Linked DNA regions of Mus musculus: region 1 is linked to region 2. A link is a loop called in an ENCODE intact Hi-C map of the cell type or tissue named here. Cell type or tissue: left cerebral cortex. All regions are shown on one strand. Links, peaks and the distances in the headings refer to the core of each region. The heading gives the core; the rest is flanking DNA.

Evidence for each region. Peaks named below come from ENCODE experiments on the same cell type or tissue, not always from the same donor. Only the 100,000 strongest peaks of a DNase experiment are listed, where the experiment ranks them.
Region 1: it touches region 2 in a loop (4-fold over the local background); 2 of 42 quality-filtered maps call a loop at or near these places.

The regions. Positions count from the first base shown.
Region 1 is chrX:40,786,577-40,798,607 of GRCm38, forward strand. No RefSeq gene overlaps it. Among named protein-coding and RNA genes, the nearest start is that of Gria3, 610 kb to the right of the region's middle. In left cerebral cortex, for the core only: no CTCF peak of the experiment used is centred there; DNase peaks (open chromatin) are centred at 7,042, 7,382, 8,575, 8,858 and 2 more places; H3K27ac peaks cover 612 bases.
Region 2 is chrX:41,249,970-41,262,000 of GRCm38, forward strand. It overlaps the pseudogene Gm5385. Among named protein-coding and RNA genes, the nearest start is that of Gria3, 150 kb to the right of the region's middle. In left cerebral cortex, for the core only: no CTCF peak of the experiment used is centred there; DNase peaks (open chromatin) are centred at 4,924 and 5,529; H3K27ac peaks cover 1,384 bases.

The DNA of each region.
Region 1 (12,031 bases), core at 2,374-10,373, 460 kb before region 2:
GATGTTGCCTTTCATTGCTGTCATTCAACATCAAATAAAATCCATCAGAAAAATCCTAAAACTTACTCCAATATCTATCCAAACTGTGACCCCTCCTCTATTTTCTAAGATCTATAATCCTGACCCATTTGAAAAATCACAGAATGCTAGAGTTCAATATATACAACAATATCCCTATTCTACATTCTTTAATTTCCATTCTCACACTACAGCCTGAGTAACACTCCTGAAGCACATGAATCCAAAACATCTTAGGTACTTTTCCTGTTGCCCCATTAAAAATGCACTGACTGAAGAAATTTAAGAGGGAAAATGTGTATTTTGGCTTACAATTTGAGGTACATCCATCATGGCGTGGAATTTTTGGTAGTAGAAGCCAGCAGCTGGTCACTGTATCCAGTCAGGAAACAGAGAATAATGGCTGCTGGTGCTCCTCTCATTTTAGCCATCTTCTGCATTCAGGACATAATCCCAGGGAATGGTCCCACCTACTGGTCTTCCACTTCTACTAACCCAATTAAAATAATTCCTTGTAGGCATGACAGTGTCCATTCTAATATGAATATTTCCTTACAGATATTTATATGTACTTGATTCCTCGGTTATTCTAGGTCCCATAGAGTTAATAATTAATATTAACCATCATATAAATCATTGCTGAAACTTTCTATGGCCTTCTATGAAATCTAATTATAGCAAACTTATCAAAAATAAAGAATTTTTGGTTATGTATTCGCCTTGCCTATCTTTCCATCTTTTGTCTTACACTGTTGCTATATAATGTGTTACATACATATTTATTGTACCCACCACTAAGGATCCTTTGTTCTCTCTATAACTTTTTTTCATGCTACAAGTCTGTATCTATCATAATGATTTTTATATTCCTCCAAGCACTCACAATGTACAACTAGATTGCTCATAAAATTTTTGCTTCTTTATTCTCTCTCTCTCTCTCTCTTTGGTAGATGATAAGTTCATGAAAACCGAGATTTATCCATCAAACCCACAATGGTAAGAGCATAATTATTTATGGATAATGGCAAAACTTGGATCTGAATCCAAATTAAATTTTCAAGATAATTCTTTATTCGAATCTCACCCAATTGGCAGGGGGTAGGAAGGTATTATGCCTGGTACCAGAAACCTATCCAGTTCCACAAGACCAGTTAGGTAACAACCCTTAGGAAATATTCTACTTCAGCCACTCTGCTACACCAGCATAACTCCTCATAACTCCTTACAACATTCTAAATTTTATCATTATAGGAACAGCAGGTATAGCTACCATTCCTCATTTTAAAAAAATCAAACAAGCAAACAAAAACCTTCTCTTTACAGGAAATGGAGACCATCACAAACAACAAGTACAATTGGAAACAATGCAGAGATCAATGGATCATGGTGAACCTAACCCAAGTTGATACATCTACATCATAACTTCTGCATTTATTTCTCAAGAAACACAAAAGAGGTTTTAGAATGAATTTAAGAGCCAGAATACCAGGAAGTGGAAAAGTCTCTCCTAGGAATGGTTGTATAAACAAGAACAAAACAATGGCATTTTCTATGGACATGTTAACATGGAAAGGGGAAATTTTCACAGAGTCTTAGTCACAGACAAAGAACTACAGGTAACTAATGACTACTGGAAGAAAGACTTAGTTTCTCTCAGGGATGAGACCCTGGATTAGTTTTCTAAAGCTGAGTGGTCAGCCCTGAATCTATATACACACCAACAACAAACATGGACTCAGAAAGTTGCATATGCGTATGTGCAGATCTGTGTGCATGTGTATATGCATACATATAATGCAAACATACACAGATTTATATGTATATATAATCAAAGAAAATGAGGCTATCAACTTAAGAACATGGAGAAGACATGGGACATAGTAAAAAGAGGAGTGGGCTGATAAAAGAATGGAAAATGACATAATTCTCTTTCATTTTAAAATGTTTTATAAATATATTAAAATAAAATACAATGAAAATTGTATATAATTGTATGTTTTTTAATATAGATACAAATTAAAAAGTTTTTTATATAGATACAAATATATTGTTTATGAACAAATCAATTTTGCTGAAATGATTTATAACAACTCCTAATTTTGATTATTTCCACAACACCAAAAGATATTTGTATGTTTCTCTGTTTGTTGGTTTGTTTTTAGTGTCATTCTTTGTTGCTAGCAAAAAACAAAAACCAATCCTTCCAGTTCAATAACTTACATCTTGGACTTTAACAATTTGCAAATAGAACCAAATCAAAATTAAATTTTACTCTTCCCACAGGGCCCTCAAATGTGAATTAGGGAATACCTCAAGAGAACTCCAGTTCCCAATATGTTACAATTAAAAAGTTTTTTTTTTAAAGTACATTCCAGTTTGTAAGGCTGTTATAGATTTCAGGGACAAAAACAGTGTTATCACTAACATACAATCCAGTCTTGTTAATTCATGAACAGAACATGTGCTACAATTGCATAGGGGATGAGTTATTAATTGATTTATGAGGGCTGTTTGCAGGAGGATAGAGAGTGAAAATATCATTAGGTAAAAGAAAGCACAGAAGCAACTGTATATGTCTTTTTAGAGTTTATGCCTGCAGAAACACAGACAAGAATGGAAAAGATAAGATTCCCTAGGCTCAGATTTTCCCAGGGATAATGACCATAGAAACAACTATATATTCTATGCTTGCAGTAAGAAAGCTGAACATTATGAAAGTTTCTTTTGATTTCACTCAAACTGTATGAAATCTTCTTTTTTTAGAATATTTTAAATTTATTGATAATTTCATATATCTTTGCAGTGTATCTTGATTATATCCAACCACATTCCTCTTCTACTCTCCTTTAGCTTCCTAGTATTTCTCCCCTCCCTAAGGTAAGAAACTTCAAAGGAATTATGTGTGCTAAAAATTTCATGTTTAGGTAGACAGAGAATGGTTGAGTTGCTTGTATTGTGTCAAGAAAGGAAACCTTGTCTCCAAACATTGGGGTAGGGACTATAGTATAAAGTTCTCTGCCTTCTCACTAGAGAATGGTTTGTCTACCTTCCTAAAAGAAGCAGTGTGTGTACTGAGGTGCTTTTAAATGAATATATTGGAATGTTTTGCTTTTATATGAAAACAGAGTGTCAAACATTCATAATTGTATCACTCCATATACTTTTGCATATGATTTTAATTTGTTTATACATAATCTTAATAACCACAAATCCGTAGGTCAATATCAAAGTAATATATATATATATATGGGCCTCATAATACCCATTTTAAACAACAGCTTTATTCACTTTAAGTATTGTTTGCTTCAGTATACCTAAGAATACTTATGGTGGGTACAGTAGCCTACTTAACCCAGAGAGTAGATAATAGAAGACAGATAATTTTCTAAATGGAAAGCAGTTTTCTTCTTATAAGGCCAAAACCAAACCAAACCAACAACAATCAAAAATACAAAGTGATTGTGGACAATAGGGTGGTCAGTGACCAAAACCAATGTGTTCAGTATTTCTATGCCTAAGTTCAGAACATTTTCTGTGGGGGAATGTGTATTTGTGCGACAGTGGATTTCATCTAAAGAGCTGAATTGCTCAATAGAAATTTAGCAAATACTTTTTACGTTTTGCCTAACCCTTGACCTCCTTGGAATTAAACTCTTTTAAGTATAATCGTTTCCTGATTGTAGCTATTTTCTTAAACTACAATTTAAAATAAAGTGGAGTTTGCACTATTCTGCTTTCAGATGTCTTTTCTGAATTGTTAACCATTTTAGTTTGCATTTTGTTTTGACTACTTATTCATTTCCATGACGATTTGGAAGAACAGCTGAAAGCAAGCAGAAAATAATGAGATCTGTTATCTTCTGTAAAGTGAAGGTCAAGACAGAAAGACTTGCATATGTGTTCTTGAGGATATGTGACCCAGTAGAAGATGATAATTCGCACACTTTGGCTGACACTTCTGTTTATGCTAATGTTGCCACTTTTGAGTGACCATATACTGAAAAAATGATACATTTAGGAAGAGTGCTAAAACCTCAACTGCAACGATATCTTGTGGATGCGGTATGGATTGTTGACAGGATTTAGAAGCTGTGAACAACCACGTGGTGACTTTGTCATATCATATCACTGATCTGCACCTCAAACGAACATCGTCTATAGCAACAAAATTGTAAATTCAGCAGCTTACAAATTCAAAATGCACCATTTTTGATCCAATACGTCCATCTATCTTATGTGTTATATCCTTTCATAATAACTCCCTAGTAACCACGATTCCTTATTGTGGCTTATTGTTAGACATTATTGCCCACACTTCTGAATTTTCCTCAAACATTTCCCCACTTATAAACATTTCTACTAGAGGTTTGTTGTTGTTGTTATTGTTGTTGTTGTTGTTGTTTTTGTTTCCCTGAGATCACCAAAGAGAAGGAGCTTTTCCATGTGACTAAAGGGCCTTCAAGAGAATGGAAAAATATTTTTATGGTATTATTTTGATAGTGATGTTTAATAGTGTGTGAAAGTGTTTATCAACTATTTAGCACTCTACTCAAATAGTTTACAAATTTGGCAGTATTTTAGGATAATAATTCAATAGAAATAAAGGCTCTGAAGTCAAAAATATCTGGGTGCAAATGTGCACTTCATGTATAAATAGGAACTTTAATGTAATTTTTTTACATTTGGAACTTTTTCTGATTGTAACGCTAGCATAGTCATTATGAAATAAAATGGAAGTTTGGTGGGACAGAATGCTAAAAATAGAATAAAGTAAACATCATCCATATCCTATTGCATGCATATACTATTTAAAATATTTTGTTGTGTATTCTTCAGTGTACATAGCTTAGATAAAGATGCTGAGGCTCAAATTTATATTGACATATGAAGAATAAATTATGTATATAATGGAAGCAGATAACATGATGCCTGCATACAGAGTGTCTCCAATAAATTATGTATAACTTGCCAAATTATTGTTGAATCTTATTTATCTATGTGTATACATGCGCTTGTATATCTATGTATCTGTGATGTGTGTTATACTTGCACTTGTATGTGGAAGCCAGAGATCAACATCAGGTGTTTGATCCCCAGGAGCCATTAATATTTTTTTGAGACAGAGTCTCTCATTGGAACCTAGGGCTCACTAATTAGGCTACTCTGGCTGGCCAGCAATGCAAGATCTGCCTGTCTAAACTGTCTCAGCACCAGGATGACAAGAATATCAGACCATGCCTGGGTTTTATGTAAATATTTGTGGACAGAACCAAGGGCTGTGTTTCTTTTGTATACATTCAGTGGTCTTCTACCCATAAGTTGTTCCCAGTTTATGGTCTTTATTAGGAATCCCAGAAGAGTAAATCTGCACTCCTGCTTTCTTTATGTAGCCTTACTTTATTTGGCAAAATGTGATACACCAAGCTGCAGATCAATCAATGTTATTGATTCACCAAAGTTTGAATTTAAAAGAACCAGTCAATGCCTAACTAGCCCTACAAGAATAGAATGTATAATGCAGTTGTTTTGACCAAATTCTATTTGCCTAGTGCATTCTCCTCTAGGCAAAGTGAAGAATGACTTTGATCATCTATCAGATTCTTCCTTCTTCAGCCAATCATAAACTACACAAGTTTTCAGTGCACAATGCCCCTTAATTAGTACAGTGTAAACCATTTCAGGAATTCATGGAAGTAGAAATAAAAAAGTAATGTAGGCTCTTGCTAGTATGCCTCTGGCTAACTCACCTACAAATGTTCTTTTATTATTCTAATCTAGCTATGAATTGATGGAATAGCTATATCTCTCCTTAACTTGCTATTTATTACACTGAATTTGTTACACCTATATTCTCTGAAATAATACTTCTTAGAGCAGAAATCATGCTGCAAGACTATTTGTTTGTTTTTTGTTTATTTGTTTGTTTGTTTTTTCTAGACAGGGTTTCTCTGTATAGCCCTGGATGTCCTGGAACTCACTCTGTAGACCAGGCTGGCCTCAAACTCAGAAATCCACCTGCCTCTGCCTCTCGAGTGCTGGGATTAAAGGTGTGAACTACCACCACCCAGCTATTTTAAAAATCAAGGTTCTTTCTTTCTCTATGAATCAGTTCACTTATCTGTAAAACTGAATAATGTGAGAGGACAAAATCAGTATACATCCCATAGTTTGGTGAAGATTAAATTTTATAAGTCATAAAGAATGTAATACTTTGACACATTTTATAGGTTTTACATTTCCTAAAAAAGAGTGGTGTTGTCATTAAAAAACACAAATAGAGCAACTAAAGTTGGTTAATGTGGTTAATATCAGAACAAGTAGACCCTATCATATATGTCTTGATAAATAGGGGATCTAAAATACAAATATATGGCACTTACAATTCAGTTCTGAAGGGAAAACATGATAAAGAGATGAAATCTCTGCATTAGCTATAGCATTAGAACATATCCTCACAAAGTACTTGCTGGAACAAGTATAGAAATGATTAAACCTGGATAGATGAAAGCAAACAAAAAAAATCATCTCTCAAAAATGTAGAGAATTCTAGATCACTAATGTTTATCAGATTAAAATCAGTGTACTTGAATGTATGCTTTGCCTCCCAAATACCAAAATGATACATTAAGAAATTAATTTTCTCTATCCATGAATGACAGAAAGAGGAAAACAGGCCACGGAAAACCCATAGTGGCTTTGCTCCAGCTGTAGAGATAATCAGTTTCACAAGTGTTCTTGGTAAGTACTGCTATGCAGCATTTCTGTTGACTGCAGCTTCAGTTAATATCAATGATGAAACTACTTGGTCACATCCCTCAATATAAAATGAATCTTTACCTCATTCATTACCAGCTTGAAATAAATGCCTTGCAAGCTACATTGTAGGTAGTCAATAGAGCTCTCACCTTCAGAAATCCTATATTCCTTGCAGCTGGACTAGAACCTACTCAGTGACAATTTGAATAGTATATTTTCTCCATTTCCACATGGAGGATCATTGAATTGCATTATAAATTTTGGAAACCACAGTACTCAAGTGTGTCTTTTGTTCGACACAATTGACTTATGCAATCCTGATATTCATTAGTGTTTAGGCTACAGTACTAAAATTTACTGCAGACCAGGAAGAGTTCTGATCAACTATGTTATCATTTTAATAGTTAGAGTATATTAATCCTTGTCTTACTTCCTGTACTAATAATGTAGATTACATTAGATGGTATTCATGTCTCCTCAGGTAAAGTCACTGGAAATCTTACATCTCCATTAATAATGTATACCCATCCCACTTCCCACCCACTCCTTTCTTCACTGCTGCCAATGTACACTATAAATTCTTTTCTCCGTGATGTTACTTATGCTGTTGCCTCCCCCTGAAATGCACTCCCTCCTCCTCACTGCCTCTTCAAGTTCTATGCATCTTTCAACACCTAGTACAATTTCTTCCTCACTAATTAAACCTCCTATGCCAACTACAGCACACACTATTCTTATTCTCTTTTGACTTGATATCACTGTTGGTCTTAATCTGTTTTGAACTGATATATGTATATAAATAACCACCAGATAAGAGTTCTGACTCACAAGATACATACTATATAGCAGTATGTGTGTGTGTGTTTGTGTGTGTCTGTGTGAGTTAAATTTTTTGTTGAGAAAGTCCACACTGGAAACTTCTTTTGTATTTTCTACAACATTTGACTGTAAACACCTCTAAAAAATTCACTTGTAATTCATTGTTCCTGCAATTATTTATTTCTCTTTAATTTTTCTATAACACTTTGTAACACAATTTCTTTCCCTAACACATATCTTACACTCATTTTCTTTTCAATTTTTAAAATAGAACAAAAAATACAACCAGAAAATAAGGCAATATGACATTTAGGATAGTTAAAATTAAAATTAACCAAGCAGAGAGAAGAAAATGAAACCGAATTCTTCACATTTTCTGTTATCACTTCTTATAGCAGTAAAGTCGGCTGTGGCTATTCCTAGTCATTAGCTGGTTAAAATTAAGTGCATCTGCTTCTTTTCCTTTTGCCACAAAAACTAAAATAAATATCAATGACTTAGCATCTCTTAGGAATTTTCTAAACTCCAAGTATTTTACAGAAATACACAGGCATATTCCAAAAATCTTGTAAATTGAATTTTACTTCCATTTTCCACATGAGGAAAAGATGCCCCAGAAAGGCACTTGTACTTATTTACAATAATTAGTTTGTATCGTACCAGATTGAACCCCATTCTATCTTTTCTCCAATGTTTACATGCGAGAATGTAACAAAGGTTACAACTATATAACCTTTACTTCTGGGCCTCTTGAGGACCAAAGTGGAGGGATTTATTTTGGGTATTCAACACAGGCTAGGAAAGTCAAGATCTTACAGGGTTACATATCATCAATTTATTCAGCACTATGGGTAAAATTTACTGTAGACAAAGCTTTACTGTGTAGCATAAAAATATGGATGTTAAAAACAAACATGCTGTTTTATAGTTTCTGCTTCTGCCACTAACTAGCTGTATGACAGTGGGCAACTCATTTAACCTCTTTTGGCCTCCGTCATTTTATTCTCATCTGAAATATGAAGTAGTTGTACTAGGAGATCTCTGGGGGTCCTTCTAACTCTAATGGTCTATGAATTAAATGTCAAACTATTACCCTAAAAGGACAGCTGTTTAAGGATCTGCAATTAAATCAACCAAAAGAAAATCTGGCTCAATGAATTTAAATGTAAGTGTTAAGCTAAATTTAATGTTTTGGCACTCACAAATTTGCCTTGCAAGTTAATCTAAAATCAGTGTGAATGGTAAGATTTTCCTAACCTGAGGATGAAAGTATCTCATTACAATGTCATCAAAACTAATTCAAGAGTTGAAAAGGCCAGCAATGTTATAGCAAACGAAATTTACATCTTGAATAAATGAAGGTAGGGTATAGAAAGTAGAATATCTCTACCTTGTCTCAGAGGTATGAGCTGAAAACTCTTCATGAATAAACCATCAGGGTGTAATGTATACTCTCATCTTTTAGCCTTCACTGGCTTCCCAATTTAGGAAAAGCATTTCTCCCGAACCTATGTGTTGATTCTTGCTATTTTCTGCATTTATATTGTCTGGCCATTTAAAATCTAAACCTTCTGAGAACAAAAGCTCTTTAGAAAGACAAAAGAATTTATAGCCAGATTTACCGCCTGATGCCTTGGAATATGATTGAGCATGCCTCTTTTGAAACTTGATACCTGTAGTAAACCTAAATCACAGTGCTTTTCACTGTTAAAATTATCACTAAGTCATGTCTTGTAAGCTACTGGCCTAATATTTGATGGGAATAAATGAGAATGGAGCTCCTTGTATACAAAGAATAACTTCATCTGCCTGCATTTGATTCATGATTCCATACAAGTTGCTACCACAATTCAATATCTGTCATTTCAAGGGATGTTGAATTGAAATTACACAATGTGAATATTATCTGTTACACAAAGTCACATGGAAGTGAGCCAGACTCCAAAGGAAAGATTTAGGTTCTTCCACTGAGTTTGCATTTCATTTAAATGCAAGTTTGCAATGTTCTTAAGGCTGTTTAACAAGAGAATATACATGATATGAAGAAAAGAGTGTATGGGGATACAGAGAGACAGAAATAAAGAAAAAATCAGTAAAAGAACAGCAAAAACAAAAGGATATAATATATTAGGTTCTATTGCTAAGCATCTCCACATTCACTACTAAGTTCAGATTTAGAGACAGTGGCTAGGTGTCTTTCAACATTTAATTCTCTTTTTATTATATTTTTTCTAAAAAATATTTAAGCATGGGAGATAAGTCATATTTGCCTTTTGTCAGTTTCAGAAACTCAGTTCCTCTTTTCCAGCTATTGGACTAATGTGATACATGTGATGCAATTTTGTCCAATAAATCTGAAAAGTCTGCTGGGAACTTTTGGAAAAGCTTTTATCTGTCCTTGCATCTCCCAGCAAGCTTAGATTTATCATGAGTCATCTCCTGTTATGGAGCGTATTTTAGCTTTAACAAAATGCAGGCATTTGTTTTTCTGTGTTCCTTCCTGCTTTGAACATTCTCATGTAAGGACATAATGTTTAGAGCTATTTCAGCTACTTAGTGACCGCAAGGGAAAAGCAAAAATAATTCCACAGAAGCCCACTCAATGTCCTGACATCATTTGGTTGAATTAATCCTAGCACCAACTACCTCCAGATTTCTCTTTTAAAACACATTAAATATGATTTAATTTTCTTGTTCTCTATTGCTTGTAGATATAAAGATCATCTAGGATGGAGAAAAATTGCCCCAAAATGTTCTTATTGAAGTAACTACCATAGAAGAGTTGATAACTATTATGATGCATATAGTACATAAATCTCTACATCTGAATGATTCATCTCATACTTTGGTTCCTCACTATTGGGAATTTTGTCTTTTGCTTTTTCAAAACATGTTCTATGTACTGATAATGAGAAAATTAAATTTTGCACCAGGTTCTAAGTATATTTTCTTCCTCGACTGAATGCTTTATGCTTTAATGTTTTATGATGATGATGATGTGTATGTCTGTGTGGCAGTGTATACACATGAATGCAGGTGCCTGTGAATGTTAGAAGACAGTGTCAGACTCCTTGGACCTGGAACTACAGGCCACCTGACATGGTTCTGGGGAACTCTCAATTCTTCTATCAGAGTAGTAACTTATCTTTACGAATAAACATCTCTCTATCCCTTTATTTGTTTGTTTGTTCTTTAACTTTGTTTGCTTTGTTTTGTTGTTGTCATTAATTTTGTCGTGTTTGTTTGTTTTTTTGTTTTTGTTTTTGTTTTTTTGGGTTTTTTTTTTTGACATGGTTTCATTGTGTAGTCTTGGATGTCCTGGAACTCTGTTGACCTGAATTGCCTTGAACTCAAATATACCCTGCCTCTGCCTCCTGAGTGCTGGGATTGCAAGTGTTTGCCACCATACCCAGTTCCAACCACTTATTTGTGTATTTTAAATTCATGTCATCATTTCAACCAGATTGTAACTTTCATGTTGGCAATGACTGGTTTATAGAACACCAACATGATACTAAAAAAAAGACAACTTTTACTTGTTATGTTTAATTATTACTCTTCCTGCTTAGTCTACCATAAAGTCTCTAAAATTAATTTTACCAAAAAAGAATGATGTTTCTTATTGGGTTCAAGATGTAGTTTTCTAACTCCATTCTCCATTCCAAGTGCAATTCACTGAATTATTTCTATTTGTAATTGACAACTTGTAGAGAGGGAAAATCAGTTTCCTACAATGGAGTGACATTAGCTATATCAGTCACACTCTAGTGTAGGCCTCATGCTTTGGAATAGTTTGAGTTATTGCACAGTGCAAAACAGACTATATGGTTTTGGGGGGTTAGATTTTTTTATTTCATTTATTTGTGTATTTTATGTTGTTTTGTTTTGGCTTATTTTATTTATATGAGAGAAAATCAACATAAAATTGGATGGCTAGGGAGTGGTAGGAGCTGGGAGGAGTTAGGGCAGGGAAATAACACAATCACAATGTATTGTAAGATATTTAAAGATTAAAAATTAAATTAATTATTTCATAATTGAATGAAATGTAGTAACGGGTTCACCAACTTTTTAGAGTTTAATGAAAATGAAGCCACAACTTACCCAAACTTATGGGAAACTATGAAAGCATTTCTAAGAGGGAAACTCATAGCTCTGAGTGCCTCCAAAAAGAAACTAGAGAGAGCACACACTAGCAGGTTGACAACACACCTAAATGCTCTAGAACAAAAGAAAGCAAATTCACCCAAGAGGAGTAGAAGGCAGGAAATAATCAAACTCAGGGGCAAAATCAACCAAGTGAAAACAAGAAAAACTATTCAAAGAATCAACCAAATGAGGAGCTAGTTCTTTTTAGAAAATCAACAAGATAGATAAACTCTTACCCAGACTCACTAGAGGGCACAGGGACAGCATCCTAATTAACAAAATCAGAAAT
Region 2 (12,031 bases), core at 1,489-9,488:
CTATGATTGGCCTCCTGGCAGAGGTGGGTGTACAGCTGCTGTCCTACCAAACCTGCATGGTGTCTGATGGAGAGCCCTGGCACGTCATGGGCCTCTCCTCCCTGCTGCCCAGCCTGGAAACATGGAAGCAGCATGTATTGGAGGCTTTCCAGTTCTGCTTCTGACCCTGGGGCTCAGCACTCTCAGCCCCACAGGCTCTTTTGAAGAAACCTGCTCACTGTGACCTATAGGGAGAGGGGATCGCAGAACCAGGGCATCTGCCTGAACTAATATCTAGTAAAGAATCTTAACTAAAAAAAAAAAAAAAAAAAAAAAAAAAAAAAAAAAAAAAAAAAAAAAGAAGGAAAGACAAGGGGAAATCTGATTACAGTAATAATATGTTGGTTAACCAGTACAAACACACAGTTGGATGGGAAGGTAACAGACTGAAAAGAGAGGCTACTTCAAGAGCAGAGAGAGAAGAGGGGGATTACAGAGAGAGGGACAGAGAGGGACAGATACACACACACACACACACACACACAGAGAGAGAGAGAGAGAGAGAGAGAGAGAGAGAGAGAGAGAGAGAGAGAGGGAGATCAGTTTAGTTTTGAGCAGAGCGGTTGGTTCAATTCAGTTCTGTTTAGTTCAGTCCAGTTCATTTCGGTTTAGTTCAGTTTAGAGCAGTTCAGTTCAGGGACTTCAGAGGAAGAGTAATCCAGTCAGAAGCCAAGAGAAGCCAATTTGAATCAATCAGCTTAGATAAAAGTTTGAGCCAGAACAGCAAAGTTGAACAAGCCAGCCAGAGTTCAGAAAGAACTAGAAAGAGTAAGCTTATTCAAAAGTAAGCCTTCAAGATGATAATCACAGCATCTGGCAAATGAAAGCAACAGTTACACACAGAGAGATTGGAATAATACAAATGAGGACATTTCTATTTAAAAGATCCTAGAAAATAGATGTGTTTCTAAAAATAGAAGATTGATCACACACCGGTCTCCTTTCCTTACAAAACTCAACTATAATTTCAGCAAACAAGTTTTCAAAAGAAAATACAGTCCGAGAGATATCAATAGAGACAGTTGACTAGATATGCCAATGAAATTTGGGAAGACTGAAAAAAAAATTTTGGAAGACTAAAAATTAAGATGAAGTAGTAATACAGAAGAATGGAAGATGCTGTAATCTAATATTCTATAGAGTGGGATGATGTTTTTTGGAGTGGGCAAAAGAGTTTTTCCTATAGGAAAAATGAAATGTCATGTCTTAGAGGCACTAACTACCACAGAAAACAGGAATGTTATATATTATAGAAAGCAATTAAACTGATTCCAAGTCTCTCTACCAACCAATTAGATATCAAGAATCCATCTACTTCTCTGACTAATGTTCTATTCCACCTTCTAAAGCAAAAAAGATGCCTGTCTTCTAAATATGTGGAACTTGAGCATCTCTGAACACATGAAGGCCAAATAGCAAACATGGCAGGGTTAAGAAAAATTGTTGACTAAATACAAGTCTGCCTGCCTACTGATAGCAAAATTTGACTACATAAAATAGAAGCTTATATCAGTCCTTTAAGTCAAGTAAAACCCTTAGACTAGAAGCAGGCCAAAAATGAACCTTTTTCACATCCAGTCATTACACTCTCATAATCACCTTGTACATACTACCATTAGCTACAAATTTACATTCTCACTTTCTTGTCTTCATGAAATCATTGAAAAAGAATCAAGATGGCTGGAGAGATGGCTCAGTGGTTAAGAGCACTGATTGGTCTTCCAGAGGTCCTGAGTTAAATTCCCAACAACCACATGGTAGCTCAAAACCATCTGTAATGGGATCTGATGCACTCTTCTGTTGTGTCTGAAAACAACTAGTGTATTCACATACATAAATCTTTAAAAAGAAAAATGAAAATGAAAAAGAATCAAGAAACCATGAAATGAAAAGACATGTGCCCTATAGTCTGCTTCACCTGGAGTCTACAGTGTTTTACTTGTATGAAAAAGGACAACTCAAACTTTCTAATATTTGGTGTCTACCTGTAAATCAGGAAATATAAAACTAAGAGTTCCATATACATAACATTATACCAAAGATTTAAAAGATGTTTATCATAGATATACTTAAGATTTACTAACTAATATTAGCTATAGACATTTGAATATTTGAAAATATTAACACTTAGTGTCTTAATTCAAGATTTTATATTAAGAACCTATGGCTAGACAGGTCATATACCTTGTGGAAGAACTTACTACTATTATGCTACTAAACTGACATGGTATTAAATTAACTTGTAATATCCATAAGTCAATGCATCTCCAAACCTTCATGTGAAAAACTATTTACAATTTACAGTGATTAACACAGAGAAGCGCAACTTTCCAAGGTGCAGAGAATAAGAGATTACAGAATGCTCATCCCTAAGTGGAAGATATATACTGTATTCTTCCCCTGAGGCTTAGGGATCTTTGTTAGAGAAGGGGTAGAAAGAGGATAAGAACTGAAGGTGGTAGGTGACTGCAAGAAAGCAGTATCTTCTGGATGCAGGAGGATATTTGCACATATCAACTCATAGTGGTTGTACACAAGTCCTGTGTAAGCCCAAGTGAGACAAAATCACAGCATGAAGAAGAGTTGAGTGTAAAATCCCAAGCCTATCCATGGAATTATCAGCTTGGCAATTATCAGCTACTAAGAGAGGGAAAGAGTGGAATTTAGTCACTTGGAAGGCAACTATAAGCCAATGGAAGACTACATATCCAAGAATATTTGGGCAGCACAAATTGGTCTTGATAGGTTTTTAAAGGATACAAATCTGGGTGGGTAGAGAATAGGGTTGGATCTGGGAAGACTAGGGGAGTGGATATAATCAAAGTGTCTTCTGTGAAACTCTCAAAGGACTAATGTCTTCGTTTGGGTATTATTGCTATGAAGAGACACCATGACCACTGTAATTCATATGAAGCAAAACATTAAATTGGGGGCTGCATTACAGTTTCAGAGGTTTAGCCCATTATCATAATGATAGGAAGCATAATATCATCCAGGCAGATGTGGTGATGGAGGAGTCAAGAGATCTACATCTTGATCGGAAGGCAGACAGCCAAGAGGAGACTGTGTTCCACAGGCAGCCAGGAGGAAGATCTCATTCCACACTGGGCAGAGCCCGATCACAGGAAACCTCAAAGCATATCTTCACAGTGACACACACTTCCTCCAACAAGGACACACCTAACACAACAAGGTCACATCTACTAATAGTGCCACTCCGTTTGGGGCAAGTCATACAAGTCTATTCAAACCACCACAACTAATAAAAAATACAGTGTTCATTAATGAATTGTCAGATGTGTCAGATGTGTTTTACAACTTCTTAGGCTTGTTCTTCAATGAGGAATATAATCACAGTGGTTTTTTTAGTCCAAAACACTATTCTGGGAAGAATCCTTTCCTAAGATCCAACGAGTTATAAAACCTTGTTTTCCTTTCACACTGACCACCAGTTCCACCACAGTTTGGGCTCCTGGCTGAAGGCAAACCACCTATTTTACTTACTCTAAACTAATTACATTTTTACCCTTGTCAAAAAATCAACCAAAGGATGCCAAATCTACAGTTGCTACATACATGATAAGACAGACAAGACCAATAGTGATGCTGTCAAAAGAAAGAGAAGAGGAACAGGGAGAATCAGTGGTGAAAGCATATTTGAACAGGTTTTCATTATCTATTTCCCAAAATATAGCAGTATAATGAAAAACCAGAAAATGGTGTTATGCAGTAACCCTGTGTGCTTCCGTTCTTAGGTCTGTATATTAGCTATGGAACTGTATTGATCTGAGTAGGGCTTCATGAGTTCCCCTGTGCATCTGGGGCCAACTGTGTATTGTCTACAGTTTTGCAAATATTAGCTAGCCTGTCTCACACATATAGAGCTGCAGCTGCACAACCAAACTGACCTGGCCCTGTTCCATGTGTTTCATTGACCTACTAGCTAACCTGGCCATGAACTCATGGCAAAGTCACAGTAATGGGATAAGAACTGGACATACACTTTCTAAATTTCTGCTTACATGATGGGTACTGATATGCTTCTAAACAAATTCTGTCAAATGGCTCAACTCAGAGTCAGAGTAAGAAAAGGTCCCAGGGCTAAAGATAGGAAGTCAGAAAAAAAATCATTCATTAGAACCATAAAGCAAACAGTCTTCCACAGACCTTTAGATAAAGGAGACTATCTTCACTGCTCAAAAGCTGTGCCTATATAGTGATATCTAGGACTAGACTTCTAGTATTTTTCCAATCAAAGAATGATTAAAAGAATCCTAAATTGAGTGGAAACAATTTAGTAACAAACGGATAGACTGGTACAAAATGGAAAGTAGTTGGGATAAAACAGAATCTCTGGTATTGTTAATGAAACCAAGAACCTTGCCAATTTCAACCAAGCACTAGACAGTACTCTCACCCAGAAATGGCTGGTCTGCTGATCAGCTAAATCAAATGGCTGAATAGTCAGGCACTAATAAATAGGTATTTAATGATTTTTTTTATTTTCTTGTCTCTTTTATCTTCTAGAAGTCAGAAGAATTCAGTAATTTTATAGGAAATCACAAAATCACAGTACACCTGATGATCCTTGAGTAATTTCTTTTTTTAAATATATGCTGCCATCACTTCTTGGCCTTTTGGCTGAGATCATACGTAAATATATGCTGCCCTACACAGACAAACCCAGTCCTGCCAGTTATCTATTTCCAAGCTGCCTGGTTCAGCTTCGAGAGATATCTGGGAATATTTCACTTGCTTCAGAACTTCCATAAATATTCAATGAGTCTGAGTGACCAGAATAGATCTGCACATTTCTTCTCTTTGCAGAACATGTAAAGAGCGGAGAGACATTGTGCTGATTTCCAGCTTTGATTCAGAAAAATCTTGGCTCTCAGAGCCCTGAGCATCTGTAGCTCCACACCCACCTGAGCTAATCTTGAATCAGCTGCTAAGACACGTCCAAGGCTTTGAACATTCACACAGACTCACTAAAATCTCCTTGTGAGGACTCTCTCACCCACCATCTCTTACTAATGTAACATTTAATAGAGACTGCTATTGAACTGCTAAACCTACTCCACTCCTGTTATTTATCTAAGCAGGATGAAATATGCCACTATGAAGTCTAAATCATAGGGAAATTTACTCTCATTATATTTAATTGTATTCTCAAATAATTGATTTGTAATAGCCATCTTCAAATGGATATTATAAGCCATTGTGAAATTAGCTTAGTTATGATACAATATTTTCCACTGAGTCTGGGTCCTCACAACAGAATTCCAGACTTACCGATGATTTTAGCTGTGATATCTGAAAACTCCATCATCACAAAATGCTGTAGATTCCTATATTTTCTTCTTGGCAAAGATCTTACAGATTTAAGAAGGGCTACCCAGAGTCTTAGCAACATATTTCTTATGAAGAAGAGGAAGTACAAACTGCACAGTGCAGAACAGAGTGACTATTTTTATAAATGCTGTATTGACAATTATGTAAAGCATATATGCAAACACAGCCATGTCCTTTAATTTATAGTCTATCTCATCTGCTTTGATCATGGAGGCAAATGAAATCTCTTCAGTTGCAGTCACAAGACTTTGAAAGCAGTTTAGATAGTATTAATCAAGTCCTTTTGTCATATATAAAATATCTTGTCAAGATCAAAGAACATAAAGGAAAAAAGTGCAAAGAAAGAGGCATAGTGGAATTTTTCCATGGAGTTATTTGCTTTTTTTCCCTCACAGTGAAAGAAGATGAGAGGATTCAGTGACCAACCTGAAAAAGCTTAATGTCTCAATGATCCACGAATTCTATAAAAATATTTCTGAGCAGTCTATTCCTCCTACAACAGTAACAACTTGAAGCTCAAGTGCATGGACATTCTGGGTGGTTCATAAGTGTTTCAGGTGTAACAAGTGAAACTGAAAAAAACTATTCTCCTTAACATGTAACACATAGATCATAGATAGATTGTCTATACTATAGACAATGATAGTAGCATCCCATCAAAGCTTTTAGTTAGTGGGACAGATACTGTATTTTGGAATATGAATGCCTATTTTATCAGGAAATGTTGCTACTGGCCCACGATAACTCTATACTTAGAAATATCTTGAGACCTAACAGAATAGCTCAATGATAAACTATGTATTTAGTAGGATCACAAGGCTCTGGCATTAGTCCCAGCACAAAAATCTTCAGAGTCTTCCAACACAAGGATACAATCCTTCCAATAAAATATAAGGCCCTTCACAATCTTGTTCCCTCCTACTTTAGAGTCTCACATGCAGCTATTTCCTGAAACTTCTCTGAATATAATGTCAATACATGCTTCAAATGTGCAAGGTATATTAGGTTTTCTTTACCTTTACACACAATATTTTATACCTATTCTCTCTTTACACTCCTAGCCTTTGCAAGCAAACCCTAGCATAAGCAAGTATAATCAGGCTCTATAGACTTCAAATTTTGTCATTTTTTCCTTAATAGCTATACGTATAAGCTCAGCTATGGGTATATACATTCACATACAGATACATTATATACATGCATGTTGAAAACTAAACTATTTCATATCTACTTCATAGTCTCAAGTGATATACAAACTAACTGCTATAGAAGAAGTATTAAAAACTATGATAGAATTTTTGATAGAAAAAAAGTCCACGATTGATAAACATGGATTTGCTTATCTGAACCTCTTTGAAAGTATCTAATAACTTATGTTTCCAAGTAGGTATACTGATATTAGAAGTCGATTACTGAGAGTTGTGTCTCTGTGTGTGTGTGTGTGTTTGTGTGTGTACATGCATGTAGTGTCTATCCCACTTACAAAACTGACTCCTAGTCATAACCTCAATTATATATGCTAATCAAATTAGCACCTGCCAATCACAAACCTTTTTTCAATAAGGCACCATATAAATTGACATTTTTCTCTCATTATTGAGATCTCTGGTCCCTGGGAAAAGACCATGTCTTGCATTATTGTTTCTTGTTCTTACAGTTGGTGCATAGGGAGGAGGGTAATTTCTAAGACCCTTAATTCATCTCCTATTTATAGAGTTTTACAGAGAAGTTAGGAAGTTATAATGGTTCATTTCATGACTCAGTTGACATAGTAAATTATTTTAATTTCAGAAGAGATGGCAGTGATGCAACAATTTTTTATTATTACTCAAAAACTTCCTTATTCAGAAAATCCATTTTTGCAAGTAAATTACTTCCATAATGAATTGACTTCTGTGTCACAATGTAGAGACCAAGTTCTACCACATGCACTGGTATTTAGAGTTCTCCAACACCTTTGTAAGCTCTACTACTGTTAAAGAAAAAAAGCTGTAAGGTAGCATTTGCTTCAAAGGTAAATACGTTTGTAATAAACCTGTAATTGTGATGACTGTCCCTCTTGAATATTTCAAAAGATCCCTGACTGTTTTAGTCATGATTCTTTAGAGTAATAGAACCAAGGGGATGTGTGTGGGTGTGTGGGTGTGTGGGTGTGTCTGTGTGTGTGCACACACACGCGCATGCATGCATGTGTGCACACGTGCGCATATGCACCAGAACTTAATAAGTGGTTTAAAATAGTAGCAACAGCCAAATTTCAACTGAGAACTTAGTAGTGGCTTCATCCTAGAAGCTGAATGCCTCAGCACCTGGGGAAGTCTTAGAATAGTTGTCTCTCTCACTATCTGGGAAACAACAAATTACTTACTCTGTCTACAAGGCCAGGTGCTTCAATAGTGCCATTCTGGACCCAGAAGCCTACAGGATTCCTGAAAAGCCACTGATCCCTAGCCCAAGATGAAATCTTAGAAACACTAGTTCTGAGAGCAGAAAGGCATAAGCAGCAACAGAATAAATCAACTCGGAGGCAAGAAGGAAGGTCAAGCTAGCAAAAGGTAAGATAATCTTCCTTTTGACTTACTTTCTTTTTAAGCTGAGCTGCTACCAGGAAGTGCCTCCCACAGTAAGGAGAGGCTTTTCAACACCAATCAAAGCAATCAGGATATTTCTTCATGGGAAGCTCCCTACTCAGACCATGCGAATTTGTAGTAAATTGGTATTAAAACATGTAATAATCCCCTAGAATCATTGACCAAAATGTGAAAAGCAAAATATATCTCTGAGCTTTATAACACCATGTTTATCTTAAGCTTCAAAGAAACCACAAGTGACCAGGAGGTATCCATTAAACACACAAAAAAAAAAAAAGTAAAAAGAAGTAATTGACAGTTGCTGCAAGTAAAATAGAAATAGCCTTTTAACCTGCACTCCTTGATAGTTGAAACCATTAATGCATATATGTAAAAAATGTATGTAAAGATATATTTCAAAAGTATTAGTCATATCTTCATCCAAAATGTACAAATACACATACACAATACACAAGCTTCATAAAAGTTTTAAAAATTCTTAATCACAAACATAAGTACAAAAACTAAAATCAATATACCACAATCTGGGGAAATTAAAAAGGACTGGCCACCTCCTCATTATGAGCTAGGGAATTCACTTAAAATATCATAGAGAATAATAAACCCCAGTTAATACAATTGTGCCTTTAAAATACTATAATATTATGAAGACATTGAAGATTCTTTTGCTTTTCAAAGTATCATTCTAGGCAGGTTTTCAGATAATATATGATTGTTAGATGATGACAAAAGAAAAAAACATATAGACAGACAGATATATTCTTTTTGCAGATATTATTATTTTATTTATTTTTTAATTAGGTATTTTCTTCATTTACATTTCAAATGCTTCAGATATTATTTTTATATATTATTTATGTAATATAAATAAAAAATAAAGAGGAAAATAGTGTAACCTAAGCTACTGAGAAATTGTGATACATACTTCACATACTTAAGGCCAAAGTTTACCTTCTTTCTTCATAATTTGGCAGACCTACAACTCTTCTGTCAGTCACTCTTTGACAAGAGATGCCCTGTTAGTCATCCCTCAGACATGCATGGACAGATACATCTCTAAATGCATTCTAACTTGCAGGCACCTATGCATGTACACAAATACTCAAACACAACCACCTTTTAACCACCACATGCAAGCCACTTATCAAAATTGCCAAAGAAGCATTAGAAAGTATAGCGCTTCGTAGGAAACTAAGGTGATTGCCATAATCAAACACCCAGAATACAGCAATGTGTTAGTAAATTAGAATGATTGAGTCTATATTTCAAAACATAAGCTTTTCTGTGCTTTCTATTGCATATTTGTGTATGTGTGCTTATTCATTTTTCAAGTCAGTGTTTTCCTGCTCCTTTATAGATATATTATCTTTCTCTAACATATGATAGACAGACATGTAGAAAAATAAATAAAAACTAATAAAGATGCTATTAACTCTGACATCCTAGATTTCTTAGAAAGCCAAAAGCACAATTCCTACGTGCAGAGAAATTGGTCACACAAAAAAAAGATAAACCTTCTGAAGCTTTATTTTTATATTCTAGAAGTATTAAACAGTTGCATTTGATGTTACAGATGCTTACCATCTTCAGCACTGGAGCAGCAGGATTTATATTTCAATTTTGCTTATTCTCATTTGCAACAACTCACATCAGGAAAACCCTCCTGGGTTGTAACCATACAGCTTCTTTTAAAGACTCCTGTTTCTTTTATTAAACTTTATTAAAAATAAACTTCCACTTTTCAAAGGGCATTTTACTGTGCCCTTTTGGATATTTCAATGTTACTGGGAGTGATACAAAGTTAAACAGGATCTAGAACAGGAGGTATGATGTCATATTTCATTAAGACAGCATGCAAACTCTTGCAGATTTAATGTTGATGAACCCACATTTCAGCGCAACTGGTACACACATACTCATACAAATGTGATTATATATTTAGTGCCTCCTATATTTCTTAATCTAGAAATTAGAAGAACCTGTATTTTATAATTGAATACCTGACAACACCTTAGAGAATAATGATAAAAGAAGATAGTCAAGCAACAAGTGTGTATCATAGGCTTTTGCAACCATTTCAGGTGAATTACAAAGAGATCTGGTGGTGTTGGGGGGCACTGTTAAGGAACCTCCACTAGATACAGAGGAATAATTAGTCCTCATGAATCATGCAAAGCAATCAACATCCATAACTAACTTCATTGCTTATAAAAATTCAAATTCCTGAACCCAGCACAAACTTATAGAATCAGAACTTGTGGGGCTAGAAATCTATCTTCTAACAAGTAACAAGTTTTTTCAGTCATTCTAAAAATCAGTAGGGTTCATGAGCCACTAAAACACACAGACAACTAAAGGGTCCACAAAGCACTTCTACATGCATTCCTGCTGGAGGAGAATCACTACGCTACATGTAATTGGAGAATCAAAGGATGGATGAGGAGGGGGTAATCAGAAAGCTTTCCCAGACCAGAGCTTTTCCATGAAGGATGAGGGAGATTTGGACTGAAAAAGAAATGAAAGGGATGACATTTACAGAGGGATGATACAGCATAGTCTCAGTAGTGAATTTGTAAGGGAACAACTGCAAAGATTCAGAACAGACCAGCAGTGGTATGGTGCTGCTATTAAGAACGAGAGTGAGAGAAGATTGTACCTATAATGAGATTTGAGTCCCCAAGAGCAGTACATCAGTGGTTTCTAGTAGCAAATGGTTTGGGTAAAGGATACCATAATTGTGTCAGCCTTGCAAAACAGATAGCCCATTGGTTTCAGTAAACAAGGTGTGGGATGGGTACAAAGAATGGCACAAAATGAGAAGTGCAATATTCCTTTCAGTACCCACATTAACCCAAACCCCTACACTAACGCTCCCAAACCATTATATAATAGTTGAAAGCAAATGCTTAAAGTCTTCAATAGCTTCTCATTTCCCTTGGGAAAAAGGCAGCATTTTAAATATAACTCACGTGGTGTTTTGTAGCATGTAGTTTTTTTGGCTGTCCTGCTTTGTGCTCCTGGCTGGTTGCATGCATGCAGCCAAGCAGGAGCTATCTAAGATCTGTGAATAGAAAACACACACACCCCTTCCAGGTACGGCCAGCACCAGAGTACCTAGGGCGCAGAGTCGGCTGACACCCGACAGGTACCCACAAGACCTGCCACGGGATCTTAAGACCTCTGGTGAGTGGAACACAGCATCTGCTCCAAATCAATTATGCGGGACCTGAGACTGCATTAATTACGGAAGCAGAAAACCCGGCCTGATTAGGGGCACAAGTACCTTCTGGTACACGCCAGCACAGGGGTACCTTGGACGTGGAGTCTTCGGACACTCGTAAGGTATACACAGGACCCTCCACGGGATCTTAAGACCTCTGTGAGTGGATCACAACTTCTGCCAGGAGGCAAGTTTGAACACCAGATATCTGGGCACCTAGACCTGGATTTAAAAGCATATCTCATGGTGATGTTAGAGGACATCAAGAAGAACTTTAATAACTCACTTAAAGAAATACAAGAGAACACTGCTAAACAGGTAGAAGACCGTAAAGAGGAAGCACAAAAATCCCTTAAAGTATTGCAAGAAAACACGACCAAACAGGTGTTGGAATTGAATAAAACCATGCAAGACATAAAAAGGGAAATAGACACTATAAAGAAAACCCGAAGTGGGGCAACGCTTGAGATAGAAAACCTAGGAAAGAGATCTGGAAATATAGATGCAAGCATCAGCAACAGAATACTAGAGATGGAAGAGAGAATCTTGAGTGCAGAAGATTCCATAGAGAACATCAGCACATCTTGCACGCGCTCAACTGGCCAGGAAGAACGACACTGCAACAGGATCCTTCTGCACACGTTTATTCAGTCCTGTTTCTTCTTGTTTATATCTCCCTTGTTTATATCTCCCTTGTTTATATCTCCCTCGAACCCTGGGCCTCTCACTCTTAAATACTCTCAGTTCCCATCCACGCACAGCAGGCCACGCCACCTCACCAGGCACGCAGCTTCAGCTAATCAGGGCAGCAGGGGCATATCTCCATCAA